Regions from separate parts of the Homo sapiens genome. Here region 2 is linked to region 1. A link is an interaction called in ENCODE POLR2A ChIA-PET data of the cell type or tissue named here. Cell type or tissue: HepG2. All regions are shown on one strand. Links, peaks and the distances in the headings refer to the core of each region. The heading gives the core; the rest is flanking DNA. Region 1 overlaps SUSD1 (sushi domain containing 1). Region 2 has its middle 8.5 kb from the start of PTBP3.

Region 1 (9,642 bases), core at 3,227-5,726:
CCGAGGCGGGCAGATCACTTGAGGCCAGGAGTTTGAGACCAGCCTGGCCAATGGGGCAAAACCGCATCTCTACCAAAAATACAAAAATTAGCTGAGCATGGTGGTGCGTGCCTGTAATCCCAGCTACTTAGGAAGCTGAGGCAGGAGAATCGCTTGAACCCAGGAGGCGGAGGTTACAGAGAGTCGAGATTGTGCCACTGCACTCCAGCCTGGGCAACAGAGTGAGACCCCCCCCTTAAAAAAAAAAAAGTTCAAACAAAACATTACAATGAAAGAAAAAGAATATTACAATGAACTCCCATAGACCCACATCCCCCCAAGATTCAATCGTTGTTTACATTTTGCCATTTAAAGTAGCTTACAGACTAAAGGAACACTATTATAGATACATCATCATAACACCCCTAGATACCTCAGCATGCATCTCCCAAAATAAGAATATTATCCTATATACCACAATACCATTATGCCATCTAACAAAACTAACATTAATTCCCTAATATTAACAAATACACAGCCCAGATACTATCCTGCCATCGCCAATTGTCAACACCGCAGCCCCCTTCTTGAGTACCTGTACAAAAGGTGCCATCGTTGGGAATGAATGTCTTGTTGTTGTTTGTGGCTCGATATCCTTCCAGGCAAATGCAATAGAAGCCCCCGGGGGTGTTGTGGCAAGATGTGTGGTTCCCACAGACAAGAGTGGCTCCAAACTGGCACTCATTTTTATCTGTTGACACACAGACAAGGCACCGGAAGAGCTATCAATCCACACCGACTTCAACAGCCCAGACTGTCCTCCCATGCTATGGACTCGGGAACCAACGTTCTGTGACCACACCTTAGTGATCTATTTCTCCAGCCTCTTCTCCTTTCACGATGCTCCCCAGACTACAGGACCTGGGCCCCTCGTAGTTATGTGCCAGGAGTGTATGAAACCCCAAGAGAAACACAACACCTCAATCTGGCAATCCGTCTGATTTGAAGATTGGGAGAAGAGGGTTCTCTTTGAACTTTTCCAAGCTTAAAAAGATCTTTTCAGAGGCCCACGGAAACAAACCAGCAGAATTCCCCTTTTCCAGTTCAGCCATTCTCATGGTTTTCCATGAAAGCCAGGGTAGGGTGACTTTACAGCCAGTGATTAACTGGAAAATTTCTTCCTTCTGAACTACCAAGAAACACAATGGAATTAGTGCTGCAGCCTCATCCGGAGCAGGGCTAATGCAGAAGCAGGAATAGCTCATGCTAATGGTCAATGACCTGTGGTGAATAATGTTAGTCCCTCAGTGCAGAGGCCTGGAACATGGATGCTCGATGAGTCCCCAGAAGCTTGCCCAGAGTGTTTTTCATTGAATAATATGAAAGTGAAAGATGCAAAATGAACGTAAATCTCCCTCTCATCTCTGCCCTCTAGCTCAGGGGTCAGCAAACTTTTTCTCACAGTATCTGTTGCAACAACTCACCTGTGCTCATGGGCACGAAAGCAGCTGTAGACAACAGGTAAACTACCAAGCAATGCTACGTACCAGTAAAACTCCACCTACAGAAACAGGCAGCAGGTCGAACTTGGCCCATGGGCCATAGTTTGCTGACTCTGCCTAACCCTCTAATTTAAGAGGAAACTCCTGTGACCAAATTGTTTATGCATCCTTTTAGAGCTGATCTACACAGTTAGCTTTTTTTGGGAGAAAAATCATCAACTTATGAATTTGTAGCTTGTTTGTTACTTCGTGTTTTATTTCACCAGTGGGCCCCTCATATCCGTTTAATGGCCTCTCACAATTGCACTCAATTCTTATTCAACCAAAAGTACCCTCCAGAAGATCTGGGTGGGTTTTTTATTATTATTTTTATTTTACAGTCATATGTCACTTAATGATGGGGACACATACTGAGGATTGTGTCATTAGGCAAGTTCATGATTGTGGGAACATCATAGGGTGTATTTACACAAACCTAAATGGCATAGCCAACTACACACTTAGGTTATATGGTAGAGTGTAGTGCTCCTAGGCTAGAAACCTGTATAGCATGTTACTGTACTGAATACCGTAGGCAACTGTAACACAGTGGGAAGTATTAGTGTATCTAAATATATCTAAACATAGAAGTGGTACAGTAAAAATACAGTATAAAATGTAAAAAACTGATACATCTCTAGAGAGCACTTACCATGAAATGGAACTTGCAGGACTGGAAGCTGCTCTAGGTAAGTCAGTGAGTGAGTGAATAGGAAGGCCTAGAACGTTATGATACATGACTGTAGACTTTTATTTTTATATAGAGACAGGGTCTCCCTCTGTCACCCAGGCTAAATTGCACTGGCACGATCATAGCTCACTGCAGCCTTGAACTCCTGGGCTCAAGCAATCCTCTTGCCTCAGCCTCCTGGGGCTAGGAGCAGCTAGCACTACAGGCACAAGCCATCGTGCCCAGTTAATTTCTAGTTTCTAATTGTAGAGATCAGCTCTCACTATGTTGCCCAGGCTGGTCTCAAACTCCTGGCCTTAAGGGATCCTCCCACCTTAGCCTCCCAAAGAGCTCCCAAAGGGATTACAGGTGTGAGCCACCACATCCAGCCTTACTGTAAACTTTCTAAACACTGTACACATAGGCTACACTAAATTTATAAAAGTATCTTTCTTGGCCAGGCACGTTGGTTCACACCTGTAATCCCAGAACTTTGGGAGGCTGAGGCAGGAGGATCGCCTGAGGTCAGGAGTTCGAGACCAGCCTGGCCAACATGGTGAAACCCCATCTCTACTAAAAATACAAAAATTAGCTGGGCATAATGGCGGGCACCTGTAATTCCAACTACTCAGGAGGCTGAGGCAGGAGAATTGCTTGAACCCGGGAAGTGGAGGTTGTAGCAAGCAGAGATCATGCCATTGCACTCCAGCTGGGCAACAAGAGTGAAATTCCATCTCAAAAAAAAAAAAGTATCTTTCTTGGCCGGGCACAGTGGCTCACGTCTGTAATCCCAGCACTTTGGGAGGCCAAGGCAGGCAGATCACCTGAGGTCAGGAGTTCAAGACCATCCTGGCCAACAAGGTGAAACCCCGTCTCTACTAAAAATACAAAAATTAGGCCGGGTGCGGTGGCTCATGCCTGTAATCCCAGCACTTTGGGAGGCTGAGGTGGGCGGATCACCTGAGGTCAGGAGTTCAAGACCAGCCTCAACATGGAGAAACCCCGTCTCTACTAAAAATACAAAATTAGCCGGGCACAGTGGTACATGCCTGTAATCTCAGTTACTCAGGAGGCTGAGGCAGGAGAATTGCTTGAACCTGGGAGGCAGAGGTTGCAGTGAGCCAAGATCGCGCCATTGCACTCCAGCCTGGGCAACAAGAGCAAAACTCCATCTCAAAAAAAAAAATACAAAAATTAGCCAGTTGTGGTGGTGCACGCCTGTAATCCCAGCTACTTGGGAGGCTGAGGCAGGAGAATCATTTGAACCCAGGAGGCGGAGGTTGCAGTGAGCCGAGATCGCGCCATTGCACTCCAGCCAGGGTGACAGAGTGAGACTCTGTCTCAAAAAAAAAAAAAAAAGGGATCTTTCTTCAATAATAAATTAACTTTAGCTTACTGTAGCTTTTTTACTTAAACTTTTCAATTTTTTTAACTTATTGACTCTTTTGTAATAATGCTTAACTTAAAATACAAACACATTCTACAGCTGTACGAAGAATTTTTTTTTGTTTCTTTATATGAAATTCTATATGGTTTTTTTTGTTTTTTGTTTTTTTTCTGGAGACAGGGTCTTGCTCTGTCACCCTGACTGGAGTGCAGTGGTGTGATCATAGCTCACTGCAACCTCAACCTCCTAAGCTCAAGTGATTCTCCCACCCCAACCTCCCTGAGTAGCTAGGACCACAGGTGACTGCTACTGTGCCTGGATAATTTTTTTTTTTTTTTTTTGTACAGATGGAGGGGTCTCAATATGTTGCTCAGACTCATCTCGAACTCCTGGCCTCAAGGATTCCTTGTGCCTCCACGTCCCAAAGTGCTGGGATTAGATTGCAGGCATAAGCCACCACATCCAGCCTTTTATTAGCTTTTTTCTTCTATTATTTTTTTTAATCTTTTTTTTTTTTTTTTTTTTGTAAACAGGGTCTTGCATCATAACCAAGGCTGGAGTGCAGTGGTGTGACCATAGCTCACTGCAGCCTCAACCTCCTCGGCTCAAGGGATCCTCCTGCCTCGACTTCTTGAATAGCTAGGACCACAGGTACCTGCCACCACACCTGGCTAATTTTTTAATTGGAAAAAAAATGTTTTTACTTTTTAAACTTTCTTATTAAAAACTCAGACACAGGCCAGGCACAGTGATTTGCATCTGTAATCTCAGCACTTTGGGAGGCCAAGGCAAGAGGATCACTTGAGCCCAGGAGTTCAAGAAGAGCCTGGGCAACATAATGAGACCTTGTCTCTGCAAAAAATAAACAAAATTAGCCTGATGTGGTGGTTTGCCTCTGTAGTCTCAGCTACTTGGGAGGCCGAGGTGGAAGGATCACTTGAGCCCAGGAGGCTGAGGCTGTAGTGGGCCGAGATCACACCACTGCACTCCAACACAGGTGACAAAGTGAGACCCTGGCTAAAAAAAAAAAAAAATTCTAAGACACAAACACACACACACACAATAGCTTAGGCAATAGCTTAGGCCTACACATGGTCAGGATCATGTTATCACTGTCTTCCGCTTCCACATCTTGTCCCACTGGAAGGTTGTCAAGGGCAAGAGCATACATGGAGCTGTCATCTCCTATGATAACAATGCTTTCTTCTGCAATACATCCTGAAAGACCTGCCTGAGGCTGTTTAGTAGTTAAGTTTTTTTTAATAAGTAGAAGGAGTACATTCTAAAATAATGATAAAACATATAGCAAATACATAATCCAGTAATATAATCATTTATTGTCATTTTCAAGTATTACATACTATACTTTTTTTTTTTTTTTTTTGAGACGGAGTTTTGCTCTTGTCACCCAGGCTGGAGTGCAATGGCGCGATCTCGGCTCACTGCAACCTCTGCCTCCTGGGTTCAAGCAATTCTCCTGTCTCAGCCTCCTGAGTAGCTGAGATTACAGGCGCCTGCCACCATGCCTGGCTAATTTTTGTATTTTTAGTAGAGATGGGGTTTCACCATGTTGGACAGGCTGGTCTTGAACTCCTGGCTTCAGGTGATCCTCCTGCCTTGGCTTCCAAAAGTGCTGGGATTACAGGCATGACCCACCATGCCTGGCCTATGTACTATACATTATTGTATGTGCTATACTTTTATACAACTGGCAGCACAGTAGGTTTGCTTATACCAGCATCACTACAAACACATAATGCATTGTGTTATAACATTATGACAGCTACGACATCTCTAGGTGATAGGAATTTTTCAGCTCCATTATATAATCTTATGGGCCCACTGTTGTATATTCGGTCTATCATTAACCAAAACATCGTTATATGGCACATGACTGTATTACCTTTGTAAAATGTAATTGGCTTTGGAACATGATTCACCATATTAAAACTATCAGTGGGGCCAGGTGCAGTAGCTCACACCTGTAATCCCAGCACTTTGGGAGGCCAAGGCAGGCAGATCACTTGAGCCCAGTAGTTCAAGACCAGCCTGGGCCACATGGCAAAACCCCACCTCCACACACACACACAAAAAAAAAAAAAAAAAGAGAGAGAAAAATTAGCTGCACGTGGTGGTGTGTGCCTGTAGTCCCAGATACTCAGGAGCTGAGGCAGGAAGATCACTTGAGCCTGGGAGGTCGAGGCTGCAGTGAGCCATGGTCACACCACTACACTCCAGCCTGGACAACAGAGTGAGACCCTGTCTGAAAGAAAATCAAACAAACAAAAAAAACTATCTTTGGGGAGATCTGCATAAGAGCTTAGAGAGACAGAGCAGACTCTCAAGCCATAGTTAGGCCAAGTGTCCGTCCTAGGTTACAGAACACTATCCAGTGGTTTTAGAAACAAGTCCAGCTGTCCATAAAATGGAATATTCCTGTCCTTTGCTGTTGTTTTTGAGACAGGCCTCCTCTGTGGACCTCACTGGAAGGGACATTTCGGTTTGCAGAGGCGTCTAGAATTCTCAAGACCCTAGGCTTAATACCATGTTATAGCACCTCTGGCACATGTATAACCTTGCCTGCAATCTATGTAAGGCAAAGTCTCAGCAGGCCAAGCATCGGGATGCACAGTGCCTAGTGCCTGGGAGTAGTACCACATAAATTAATAAAGCCCTTTCTGCCCATTAAGAGGAGTTTCTTTGTTCAAAAATCAAAGGGCAGGGCCAGGTGCGGTGGCTCACGTCTGTAATCCCAGCACTTTGGGAGTCTGAGGCAGGCAGATCACCTGAGGTCGGGAGTTCAAGACCAGCCTGGCCAACATGGTGAAACCTCGTCTCTACTAAAAATACAAAAATTAGCCGGGCGTGGTGGTGCCCGCCTGTAATCCTAGCTACTCGGGAGGCTGAGGCAGGAGAATCACTTGAACCCAGGAGGCAGAGGTTGCAGTAAGCCAAGATCGCACCACCGCACTTCAGTCTGGGTGACCGAGGGAGACGCCATCAAAAAAAAAAAAAAGTCAAAGGGCAAGCTAGCACCCATGGGAGGAGGAATTCCTTTGGGAAGTGAACAGAAAAATTTATCCATTCTTCTCAACTTCATTTCTATCTCACTGCTAGCAAGTGCGGGTGAGGAACGGGAGGGTGAGAAGCATTAGGAGAAATTCCCCCTGGAGCCTCAGACTGCAGGGTAGCCAAACTTCTCATGGGTAGAAACCTAAAAAACAAGAGTCAAAGAAGGCTTCACTCCAGCCTGCAGAATGGGCAATGGTGGGTGACTGTAAAAGCTTGTGTCTGCAAAGTGAAAGGTGACTTTTTGAAGACAAGACTCAGTGGGGATTTTTTTTTGGTTTTTTTGTTTGTTTGTTTTTAGTTTCTTTTTTTTATTTTTAAGAGATGGGATCTTGTTCTGTCGCCCAGACTGGAGTGCAGTGGTGGCCAGGTGCGGTGGCTCATACCTATAATCCCAGCACTTTAGGAAGCTGAGGCAGGAGGATCACTTGAGCCCAGGAGCTCAAGACCACCCCGGGCAATGTAGTGAGACCCTGTATCTACTAAAAATGAAGAAGGGGAAGAAGAAAAGGAAGAAGAGAATGAAGAAGAAGAGGAAGAAGAATAAGAGGAAGAGGAAGAAGGAGAAGGAGAGAGGGAGAAGGAGAAAAGAAAGAAGAGGAGGAGGAAGAAGAAGGAAGAGAAGGAGGAAGGATGGAAGGAAGGAAAAGAAGGAAAGGAGAGAGAAAGAAAGAAAGAGAGAAAGAAAGAAAGAGAGAGAAGGGAGAGAGAGAGAAGGAAGAGAAGAAGAAAGAAAAACACTAGCTTAGCTGGGTGTGGCAGCAAGGTTGCAGTGAGCTATGATCATGCCACTGTACTCCAGCCTGGGAAACAGAAAGCCCTTGTCTCTAAAAATAAAATAAAGGTAAAAAAAAAAAAAACTCACTGGCCGGGCGCAGTGGCTGACGCTTGTAATCCCAGCACTTTGGGAGGCCAAGGCTGGTGGATCACGAGGTCAGGAGTTCGAGACCAGCCTGCCCAACATGGTGAAACCCAGTCTCTACTAAAAATACGAAAATTAGCTGGGCATGGTGGCACATACCTGTAATCCCAGCTACTCAAGAGGCTGAAGTAGGAGAATCACTTGAACCTCGGAGGCGGAGGCTGCAGTGAGCCAAGATCGCACCACTGCACTCCAGCCTGGGCGACGAGTGAGACTCCATCTCAAAAAAAAAAAAAAATACTCACTGAAGCTTCGAACTCCTGGGCTCAAGGCATCCTCCTGCCTCAGCCTCCCAAATACCTGGAAGTACAGGCATGTGCCACCACATGTGGCTAATTTAAAAAAAACTTTTTTTAGATATGGGGGTCTCACTATGCTGCCCAGGCTGGTCTCAAACTCCTGGCCTCAAGTGATCCTCCCACCTCAGCCTCCAGAATAGCTGGGATTACAAGATCGAGGCTCAGTACCTCGCTGTTATTTTTCTTTAGGGAGAAAAAAAGCACACAAAGATATCACAACAAGGCTGTATATACCATCTATCCACAACTGTAAGGTAAAACCATCAATATTTTTAATGCATATAACAAGGTTGCTGGGAGGAAATTGGAAGATTATTGCAACATTTACTATTGTAAAATTGTTGTGAAAGTCTCCCTCTCTCTGAATTGAGCTTGAACCTGGATATTGTCTGACTGTCATGGCATGGTGGATATCATGAGGCAAAAAATAGTTTCAGATGCTTCTAACCTAAAGGGCTTTGAGTTCCTTTAAGTCATCTAAGTCCCTAAAAGTATCACAACTACCAAAAATTTGGAGGATGAATTCTGACAGACATAAGACCCAAAGCAACAGTATTTTACCAATTAACCATAAAGTCCAATGGCAAATTGTTTTGTTTTTCCTCATAGTACTAATATAGTTTTATATCAAAATAACCAGAGAAATTAAGCAATGCAATATTCACTTGAGTTGTGAAGTTAAACTTAAGACTTGAAACAGATGTCAAATTTGTGTTAGGTCCCAGAGTTTCCAGAGATTCAAGTTCAATGACCTCTAACATGAGGAATACTATCTTGGAAACACTAGAGAAAGAATGTATCCAAACACTAAAACAAAGACTTATTATAATTGACAAAACTTCTCATAATAAAAACATGTGAACAAAATAACAATGTTTTTCCCCAAGGACATCAACTCTTTAATACAAGAGAATCTTGTTTCTCGATTCAGCTTTTCAACTTAACCCAGAGTTCAGAACTTACCAACACACTGAGTCCTCCCGTTCCCTACAAATCCATAGTTGCAAATACAGATCTTCTTCCCTTCTCTTTGCTGGCATGTGGCATGTTCATGGCAAGTGGCACAGACGTCTAAACCTGAATCATAAATTGTATGTTTCAGAAAAAGAAAAATGCAAGATGAGACACATGTAGTTAGTGGACATTTACAACGAAGAACCAAAATTTGAAGACCAAAATAACACAGGACACACCTAGTCTCATCCTTAAAAACCTTCAGTGGCTGTTTATTTCTCACAGAATAAAGTGCAAATCTCTTCCTCTGTGTGGCAATGTCTTTCTTTCTTTCTTTTTTTTTTTTTTTTCAAGACATGGTCTTGCTCTGTTGCCCAGGCTGGAGTGCAGTGGTACAATCACAGCTCGCTGCAGCCTCAACCTCCTGGGAGAAGGTGAACCTCCCACCTCAGCCTCCCAAGTAGCTGGGACTATAGGCACACATCACCACACCTGGCTAATTTTTTTTTTTCTTGTAGACACAGGGTTTTGCCATGTTGCCCAGGCTGGTCTCGAAATCCTGAGCTCTAGCAATCCACCCACCTTGGCCTTCTAAAGTACTGGGATTACAGGCGTGAGCCACCGAGCTAGGCCACAGTCAATGCTCTTAGTGATCTCACTCCAGACATACTCCTCCAGCCTCATTGTTTCCGAGCCCCAACCACACATGGTACTTGCCAGATGTCAGAGGCTAACTACTCTTTCCCTAACAGAATATCTACTATCCTACTCGCATGCCACAATCACAATACTCTCTATATACCTAAAATGCCTATGCCTTC
Region 2 (9,642 bases), core at 3,256-5,755, 190 kb after region 1:
AGAACTTATAGATTAAGCTCCATGGGTTTGTGAGTCACTTTGATTCAAAAATAGTAGGTAGCATAGAGTTTAGCTCCTCAAGAACCACTTTGAGAAACCTAACTGTTCCCATAGCCTACATGATGTGGAAGAGCCACAGCTTTCTATCATCTCCACAGAAGTTTCTGGAATCAGATATCTCAGATATCACCTACATGACCTGGTTTGACCTGAAACTGATGGGTTCTATATACTGGCTTCTTGATAGTGAAGAGAGTTACATTTTCTCTATTTGCTAATTGCTCTGTGCTTTGAAAAGGAAGACAGATACAAATAATTTAGTTTATAATTTTTCTAACATTTTCTCTTGTGTTTTTGTTCTGATTTGACTAAGAAATTCCCCTGACACACCTTTTTCTGATGAGAGACACCACCCCCATCACGATTATCTTTGGACAACATGTAACCTTTGAACACTTGCCTTAAGGCATTCCAGTAGGCAGTGGTTAGTTAACATTTAACCAACATAACCCTATTTCTGTTTACAGGTAAGACTTCTTAATATATAAAATAATACAAAGATGCCAAATAAGTCAGAAATAATACCAGCTATTAGGTGAATCTAGGAAGCTGGACATTTTAATATCATTCTATCCCATGACAAATACAAAATCATCATAATTAACATTGCATTTCCCAAAACAGAAACATCTGAAATTATACTAAATGAAAAAAGCCAATCTCAAAAGGTTACATGCTGTATGATTCCATTTCTATAACATCCTCAAAATGACAAAATTATAGAGATGGAGAACAGATTAGTGGTTACCAAGGATTAGGAAGAGGGTGGGAGCAGATGGAAGAGGATACAGACAACTGTGACTACAAGGGAGTAAGAACGGGGATATTTGTGGTAATAAAACAGTTCTGTGTCTTGATTATGGGGTGGTTATACAAATCTACACATGATAAAATTGCATAGAACTTTAGATAAACACATGCATGAAAAAGTGACAAAATCTGAAGAGAAGTTATGGATTGCACTGTGTCTGTGTGCTGCTTTTAATAGTGTAATACAGTTACTAAGATGTTACTATTGGGGGAAACTGGTTGAAGGGTACACAGGACCTCTTTGTACTTATTTTTTAAATTTCCTGTGAATCTACAATTATTTCAAAATAAAGAAACCTTGGCTGAGTGTTCCCTTAATATTTGTTGTTATTTGTTCAATAATTAAACAATAACAAACATCAAAGGCTTAAGCAAAATGGCATGTGAGTATAATTTATAGTTTTCAGGCTGTATCACCTTGGTAGTCAAATAAGGTTGTAACAGCTGACACACACTGACTCTGACCGACTCTGCCCAGTCTGTTGAATTATGAGCCTTTCTTCAAAGTCCTTCCCAACTATTTGAAGAGGCGGCATGTAAGTGTCTCCTACATGCTCACTGACTTCTCAGCAGCTATGAATCACGTCCATTTTTGTCATCCCATGCCTGGCCCTGATGTAATCATCTCCACATGAAGTTCTTAATATGGCCAGTGCCTGGCACAGAGGACTCATGTCTATGCTGAAGGTGCTGTCCCTTGTCACTGTCCTATAGTATAATTTGCCAGCCCATGCCAAAGTTGCATTGGGCTTTCTGGAGCACTTTTCTGAAAAGGGGAGTATTCCTCTCCCTGTTTTTTGTCATACTATATCACCTAGGTTCCAGTGTCTCCCAGAATTTTTAATGAAACAGCCTTTTTTATTTAAATTCACAGAAAATCATCCTTTAAGATTTAGGCAAGGGCGAAATGCCGTCTCTACTAAAAATATAAAAAATTAGCCAGGCGTGGTGGCTCATGCCTGTAGGCCCAGCTACTCAGGAGGCTGAGGTGGGAGGATCACCTGAGCCCAGGAAGTTGAGGCTGCAGTGAGCTGAGATCGTGACACTGCACTCCAGTCTGCCTGACACAGCAAGACTCTGTCTCAAAAAAAAAAAAAAAAAAAAAAAATACAGGCGTGAATCCTAAGGGGCTAAGAAAATCTGAATGATAATCACTACAGTGATCTAAGAATCATCATTGCCCTTTAAAATTGACTTCTTTTTGTCCTTAAAACTGTTGTCCCCCACTCTCTATCCTGAGGATGAATTTCTTAACCTAGAAGTCTCCCAGACCCCACTTAGAAGTAAATCTCTTGGATTGTTGTTATTTTTTTTCTTTACCTTTATTTACTTGCCATTTTTATTTTTTTTCTTTTCACTCTTTTTTTTTTTTCTTTTGAGACAGTCTCACTCTGTCACCCAGGTTGCTGTGCAGTGGAATGATCTCGGCTCACTGCAACCTCTACCTCCCAGGTTCAAGCGATTCTCCTGCCTCAGCCTCCCAAGTAGCTGGGATTACAGGTACACCCCACCACACCCAGCTAATTTTTGTATTTTTGGTAGAAATGGGATTTTGCCATGTTGGCCAGGCTGGTTTCCAACTCCTAACTTATCAGGTGATCTGCCCGCCTCAGCCTCCCAAAGTGCTGGGATTACAGGTGTCAGACACCATGCCCTGCCTGCCCAGCCCAATTTTTAAATGATATAAATTTCTATCAGGATTATAACCATGACACTAAATGTTATAAAAATTCATATTTATTTAAACATGTTTATTTTTTATTTATTTATTTTCTTGAGACAGGGTATCGCTCTGTCACCCAGGCTGGAGTGTAGTGGTGCAATCGTGGCTCACTGCAGCCTCAACCTTCCAGGCTCAGGTGATCCTCCCACCTAAGCCTCCTGAGTAGCGGAAACTGTAGGCATGTTCCACCACCACACCTGGCTAATTTTTGCTGGTGTGTTCTTAGCAACCAGAACAATGCCTACTACATAATAGGCAGCCAATATTTTATTAATTGAACATGTGAAACAGCTTGTGCCTTGCAAAGACAATCTTCCTTTTGTTTCTGAAACTGTTTATTGTATTAATACTAAATTTGTATTTCTGGTAAACTTGCCCTATATTCTTCCTCAGCATTACCAATTCGTTATTTATTAGATCTTCATTCTATTACATATTTTTCTTTAATGTCTTGTGTTTGTTTTTTCTTAATATTTTATATGATTTTCTCAAGTCTATTCTCTCCAATCATAGTTCAGATTTCTGCAGTATTAGTTTGATTCCCTGCTATTTTAACGTGTTTTTAAATAACATAATAATTTTGTTTTCTCCTCTTCTCTTTCATTTGTTCTGCCAGCTTTTTTAAAATGTCATGTTATTGTCTTATCTATGTTTTAAAATCTCTTGTTTAGGGCCGGGTGCAGTGGCTCACGCCTGTAATCCCAGCACTTTGGGAGGCTGAGGCGGGTGGATCACCTGAGGTCAGGAGTTTGAGACCAGCCTCAACATGGAGAAACCCCGTCTCTACTAAAAGCACAAAATTAGCCGGGCGTAGTGGTGCACGCCTGTAATCTCAGCTACTCAGGAGGCTGAGGCAGAATTGTTTGAACCCGGGAGGCGGAGGTTGCGGTGAGCCGAGATCGCGCCATTGCACTCCCGCTTGGGCAACAAGAGCGAAACTCTGTCTCAAAAAAAAAAAATAAATAAAATAAAATAAAATCTCTTGTTTCATGGACTCCATATTTAATTATCCAAAGAGGATAAAGAAGTATTTTGTCTAATGTTTTCTTCTTATCCGTTTTTGTTCCTCTTTAAAAGTGTAATTTTCATGTTTTTACATATTATATTCTTCTACTTCATTTGGGTGTTTTTGTTTTGGTTTGGATTTCTTGTGGGGTTTTTTGTTTTTGTTTTTGTTTTTGGCAAGATCTCTGCTAGAATTTGTTTTGTTTTGTTTGTTGAGTCAGGGTCTGTCTCAAGTCGCCCAGACTAGAGTGCAGTGGTGTGAGCTCGGCCCACTGCAACCTCCACCTCCTGGGTTCAAGTGATTCTCCTGCCTCAGCCTCCCGAGTAGCTGGGATTACAGGTGCACACCACCATGCCTGGCTAATTTTTGTATTTTTAGTAGAGATGGTGTTTCACCATGTTGGCCAGGCTAGTCTCGAACTCCTGACTTCCAGTGATCCGCCTGCCTCGGCCTCTTGAAGTGCTGGGATTACAGGCATGAGCCACCATGCCTGGCCTCTGGTAGAATTTTATTCCCTTGTTTGTATCCGGCAAGAAAAGTGTTTTTGTTTTTCGTTGGGTGTGTGTGTGTGTGTTGTTGTTGTTTTTGTTTTTGTTTTGAATGATGGCAGTACTACTTTGATCTGCAGCTTACTAAAGAATAGTGTGAGTTGAGGGCTCACAAATCTCATCTCAGCTTTTCTGTGCGTTATTGATTTTTTTTGTTTTTGTTTTTAAGTCACTTGTAGGTCTAGATATCAATGGTTTATATTCTTGTTTCATCTTTCAATTACTTGGTGGGGATGGTGAAGTGGGAAGTGACTGTGAAGTGACTCCAATAAGTAGATAGCCATCAAGTAAGGTGTGCTTTCTCTCAGAAACTTCACAAAATTCTTTACATAGTTCTGCTAAATATCCACATTTGGTTTGGTTTGTTTTCCCTGAATTCCTTTAGAATGACTAGGTCCCTGTGATGGCTAATTTTAGGTGTCAACTTGCCTGCTTTAAGAGACAACAAGATAGCTGGTAAGGCATTATTTCTGGGTGTGCTGTGAGGGTGTTTCTGGAAGAGATTGGCATTTGCATCAGTGGACTGAATGAGGAAGATCTGCCCTCACCCAATGTGGGCAGGCATCATCCAATTGGCTGAGGGCCTGGATAGAAAAAAAAGGCAGAGGAAAGGCAAGTTTTCTCTCTTCTGGAGCTGGGACACTGTTCTTTTCCTGCCCTTAGACATAAGAACTCCAAGTTCTCCAGCCTTTGGACTCCAGGACTTGCACCAGCAGCCTTCTAGTTTCTCAGGCCTTTGGATTTGGACTTAGACAGAGCCGCATTACTGGCTTCTTGGGTTCTCCAGCTTGCCGATGGCCTATCATGGAACTTGGCCTCCATAAGTCTCCTCTCATATGTCTCTGCGTGTGTGTGTATCCCATTGGTTCTGTCTCTCTAGAGAACACTGACTAATACAGTCGTCTTCACAGAAGCCTGAATATACTCTATAACATATAATATAAGAGGTTAGACTGGACACAGTGGCTCACGCCTGTAATCCCAACACTTTGGGAGGCCGAAGTGGGCGGATCACTTGAGGTCAGGAGTTCGAGACCAGCCTGGCCAACATGGTGAAACCCATCTCTGCTAAATATACAAAAAGTAGTCGAGCATGGTGGCACACACCTGTAATCTCAGCTACTCAGGAGGCAGAGGCAGAAGAATCACTTGAACCCAGGAGGCAGAGGTTGCAGTGAGCCGAGATTGCACCATTGCACTCCTGCCTGGGCGACAGAGCGAGACTCCGTCTCAAGAAAGAAAAACAAAGAAGAAGAAGAAGAAGAAGAAAGAGAGATTAAAAATAAACGTGTAGGCATGGGCTGATATATATACTTTTGTTTACAAGTTCTACCTATTGAGAGGATCAAGGACCAAACAATGACATCACAGTAACTTTTTTTGTGGGGGCGGGGGTGGGCAGTCTCACTATGTTGCCCAGACTGAACTCAAACTCCCATGCTCAAGTAATTCTCCCACTTCAGTCTCCTGAGTAGCTGGGACTACAGGTGTGCACCACCATGCCCAGCATTGCCCATATCTTAGTTTCTAGACACCATTGGCTGATAAAAAAGGAACCAAGACTCCTCAGAGAAGTTGTTGGTTCCAGGGCTGGATCGGGGAAAATGCAGGATGAGCCTAGAGTATCTTGAGGCTCATTTTGAGGACAGAAAGTAAAAAAGTTACTTGCACGCAAAATGTTAACATTAGGGGAATCTGGACAGTGGTTATTCAGATACACTCTGAACAATTTTTTTTTTTTTGAGACTGAGTTTCGCTCTCGTCACCCAGGCTGGAGTGCAATGGTGTGATCTCAGCTCACTGCAGCCTCTGCCTCCCGGGTTCAAGTGATTCTCCTGCCTCAGCCTCCCCAGTAGCTGGGATTACAGGTGCCTGCCACCACACCCGGCTAATTTTTGTATTTTTAGTTCAAAGTGCTTTTTACCAGTTTTCACTACCACTACAAGCGTTAGCTCATATCCTCAACTGGTATTATCCAACTTTAAAAATTTTGTCAAGCAGTCAGTTTAAAATATCTTACATGCAGCTGGGCGTGGTGGCTCTCACCTGTAATCCCAGCATTTTGGGAGGCCGAGGTGGGCAGATCACCTGAGGCCAGGAGTTTGAGAACAGCCTGGCCAACATGGTGAAACCCCGTCTCTACTAAAAATACAAAAAATTAGCTGGGTGTGGTGGTGGCGCCTGTAATCCCAGCTACTTGGGAGGCTGAGGCAGGGAAAATCGCTTGAACCCAGGAGGCGGAGTTTGCAGTGAGCTGAGACCAGGCCATTGCACCCCAGCCTGGGCAACAGAGCAAGACTCTATCTCAAAAAAAAAAAAAAAGAAAAAATCTTACATGCCCTCATTTTTCATTTCATTTCATTAATGCAATTGAATTTCATTTCACATGTTATTGGCCATTCATTGATAAATCTCCTTCAGTAAAGTACCTGTTCATATATTTTACCCATTTTTTTTCATATTTGACTATACATTCTTTACTTATTGGTTTGCAGGAGCTACACACACACATTTTTTTTTCTGACAATATTTGCAGACAGTTCTTCATCCAGTATGTTGCTTCTCTTTTGCTTTTCTTTATGGTGTCTTCTGATAAACAAAAACTTTTCATTTTAATTTTAAAAGGTAAAATTTATCAATCTTTTTTTATTTATGTTTTGGGCCTTTTGTTTAAGCTTCTATTAAGTATTATACCTTAGTTCTTGTGCAGTAAGACAAGAAACAGAAATAAAATATATATGCTACAGTTTAAATAGTATTTGTCCTCTCTGAAACTCATGTTGAAATTTGATTATCATTGTGGCAGTGTTGGGAGATGGGGACCGTTAGGGGGTGATTAGGTCATTAGGGGGAATTAATGCCATTCTTGTTGTAGCCAATTAATACTCAAGAATCCATTAGTTATCACAAGAACAGGTTGTTATAAAGCAAATTGGGCTTCTTTGGCTCTCTTTTGCTTCCTCTCTTGCCACATAATTCCTTCCCTTTTCTGCCATGCTATAAAGGAGCACAAGGCCCCCACCAGATGCAGCTGTCCAGTCTTTGACTTCCCAGCCTCCAGAACTGCAAGCTAAATAAATCTCTTTTCTTTATAAATTATCCAGTCTCAGGTATTCAGTTATAGCAACAGAAAACCTGCTAAAACAATATGAATATTGGAAAGGAAAAATAAGTTGCCATTATTTGCAGCTGATATGATTATCTATGTAGAAAATTCAAAAGTATATCAAAAGTTTTAAAATTAATGCAAAAGAAAAAAATTAATGAGAGAGTTTAATAAGAAGTCTGGGTATAAGATTAACATATGAAAATTAGTTGCATTTCTATATACCACAAAAACAATTAGATAATATTATTTAAAAATGGCTAGCCAGGCACGGTGGCTCACACCTGTAATTCCACACTTTGGGAGGCCGAGGCGGGTGGATCACCTGAGGTCGGGAGTTCGAGACCAGCATGACCAACATGGAGAAACCCCCATCTCTACTAAAAATACAAAATTAGCCGGGTGTGGTGTCACATACCTGTAGTCCCAGCTACTCGGGAGGCTGAGGCAGGAGAATTGCTTAAACTGGGAAGGCGGAGGTTGCGGTGAGCCGAGATGACACCATTGCACAGCAAAAATAATAATAATAATGAAAATAATACCACTGCCACAGAGCTATATACTTTAAAATGGTTAAAATGGTAAACTTAAATGAGCTAAGCATGGTGGCACACACATGTAGTCCCACCAGCTACTCCTTGGGAGGCTGAGGCAGAAGGATTACTTGAGCCCAAAGAGTTCCAGGTGACAGCGAGTTGTGATTGTGTGCCATTGTACTTCAGCCTGAGAGACAGAGTAAGACCCTCATCTCTAAAAAAAAAAAAAAAAAAAAAAAAAAAAAGGAAAAAAAATTTTTTTTTTTTGAGATCAGAGTCTTACTCTGTCACCCAGGCTGGAGTGCAGTGGAGTGATCTCAGCTCACTGCAGCCTCCACCTCCTGGGTTCAGGTGATTCTTGTGCCTCAGCCTCCTCAGTAGCTGGGACCGCAGGAGCACACCACCATGCCCAGCTAATTTTTGTATTTTTTTTTTCAGTAGAGTTGGGGTTTTACCATTTGGCCAGGCTGGTTTTGAACTCCAGACCTCAAGCGATCCACCCACATTGGCCTCCCAGAATGTTGGGATTACAGGCGTAAGCCACAACACCTGGCCAAAAAAAAGTAAATTTAAATATAAAAATTAAAAATAAATGACTTCTAGAATAGCTCAGACAGTCTTAAAGAATAATAATGTGGGGACTAGCTCTATCTAATATTAAAATTTGTATATCATGAAGTCAAATAATCAAGAAAAAATGTAGTATTGCCATAGGAATAGACAAATTTTCTTTTTTTTTTTCTTTTTGAGACAGAGTCTCGCTCTGTTGCCCAGGCTGGAGTACAGTGGCATGATCTCGGCTCACTGTAACCTCCACCTCCCAGGTTCAAGCAATTCTCCCTGCCTCAGCCTCCCAAGTAGCTGGGAGTATAGGTGCCCGCCATCATGCCCAGCTAATTTTTGAGACGGGGTTTCGCCATGTTAGCCAGGCTGGTCTTGAACTCCTGACCTCAGGTAATCCACCCTTTTTGGCCTCCCAAAGTGCTGGGATTACAGGCGTGAGGAGATCTTGGCAAATATAAAAACTTTCTTTTCTTTTTTCTTTTTTTTCCTTTTTTCTGAAACGAAGTCTTGCTCTGTGGCCCAGGCCGGAGTGCAGTGGCGTGATCTCAGCTTGCTGCAACCTTTGTCTCCTGGGTTCAAGCGATTCTCCTGCCTCAGCCTCCCGAGTAGCTGGGACAAAGGTGCGTGCCACCATGCCCAGCTAATTTTTGTATTTTTAGTAGAGGTGGCATTTCTCCATGTTGGCCAGGTGAGTCTCGAACTCCTGACCTCAGGTGATCCACCTGCCTCAGCCTCCCAAGGTGCTGGGATTACAGGCATGAGCCACCACACCTGGCCGGCAAATATAAAAACTTGATGTAGGACACAGGAGGCATTTAGGGGAAAAAAATGGAAGTTATTTTCTTCTTCATTCCAAATACAGGTACCAACCTCATACCCATATACAATGAGCAGCTCCAGATGACTTACAAATTAAAGGGAAAACTTTTAAGGTTTTAGATGGTTTAGGAGACTATATGACTTTAGGATATAAAAGGTGTTCTTAAACACAATTTCAATTTAAGGTTAGAGACATACACACTTTAGCAATTCTTTGCTTGTATGTTTGTTTTTTCCTGAGACAGAGTCTCTTGATCTGTCACCCAGGCTGGAGCGCAGTGGCGCTTTCTCAACTCACTTTGCCTCCCAGGTTCAAGTGATTCTCCTGCCTCAGCCTCCTGAGTAGCTGGGACTACAGGTGCGTGCCACCACACCCAGTTAATTTTTGTATTTTTAGTAGAGATGGAGTTTCGCCATGTTGGCCAGGCTGGTCTTGAACTCCTGACCTCAGGTGATCTGCTCACCTCACC

Evidence for each region. Peaks named below come from ENCODE experiments on the same cell type or tissue, not always from the same donor. Only the 100,000 strongest peaks of a DNase experiment are listed, where the experiment ranks them.
Region 2: POLR2A ChIA-PET joins it to region 1 with 6 read pairs; 8 of 35 experiments call an interaction of 5 or more read pairs at or near these places.

The regions. Positions count from the first base shown.
Region 1 is chr9:112,148,670-112,158,311 of GRCh38, forward strand. It overlaps SUSD1 (sushi domain containing 1), which reads right to left. Exons shown (of 17, transcript NM_022486.5): 2 at 8,831-8,944; 3 at 575-730. Among named protein-coding and RNA genes, the nearest start is that of SUSD1, 22 kb to the right of the region's middle. In HepG2, for the core only: no CTCF peak of the experiment used is centred there; no DNase peak of the experiment used is centred there.
Region 2 is chr9:112,337,337-112,346,978 of GRCh38, forward strand. It overlaps a transcript of PTBP3 not described here. Among named protein-coding and RNA genes, the nearest start is that of PTBP3, 8.5 kb to the left of the region's middle. RefSeq lists enhancers at 200-699, 378-522 and a cis regulatory region at 443-456. In HepG2, for the core only: no CTCF peak of the experiment used is centred there; a DNase peak (open chromatin) is centred at 4,525.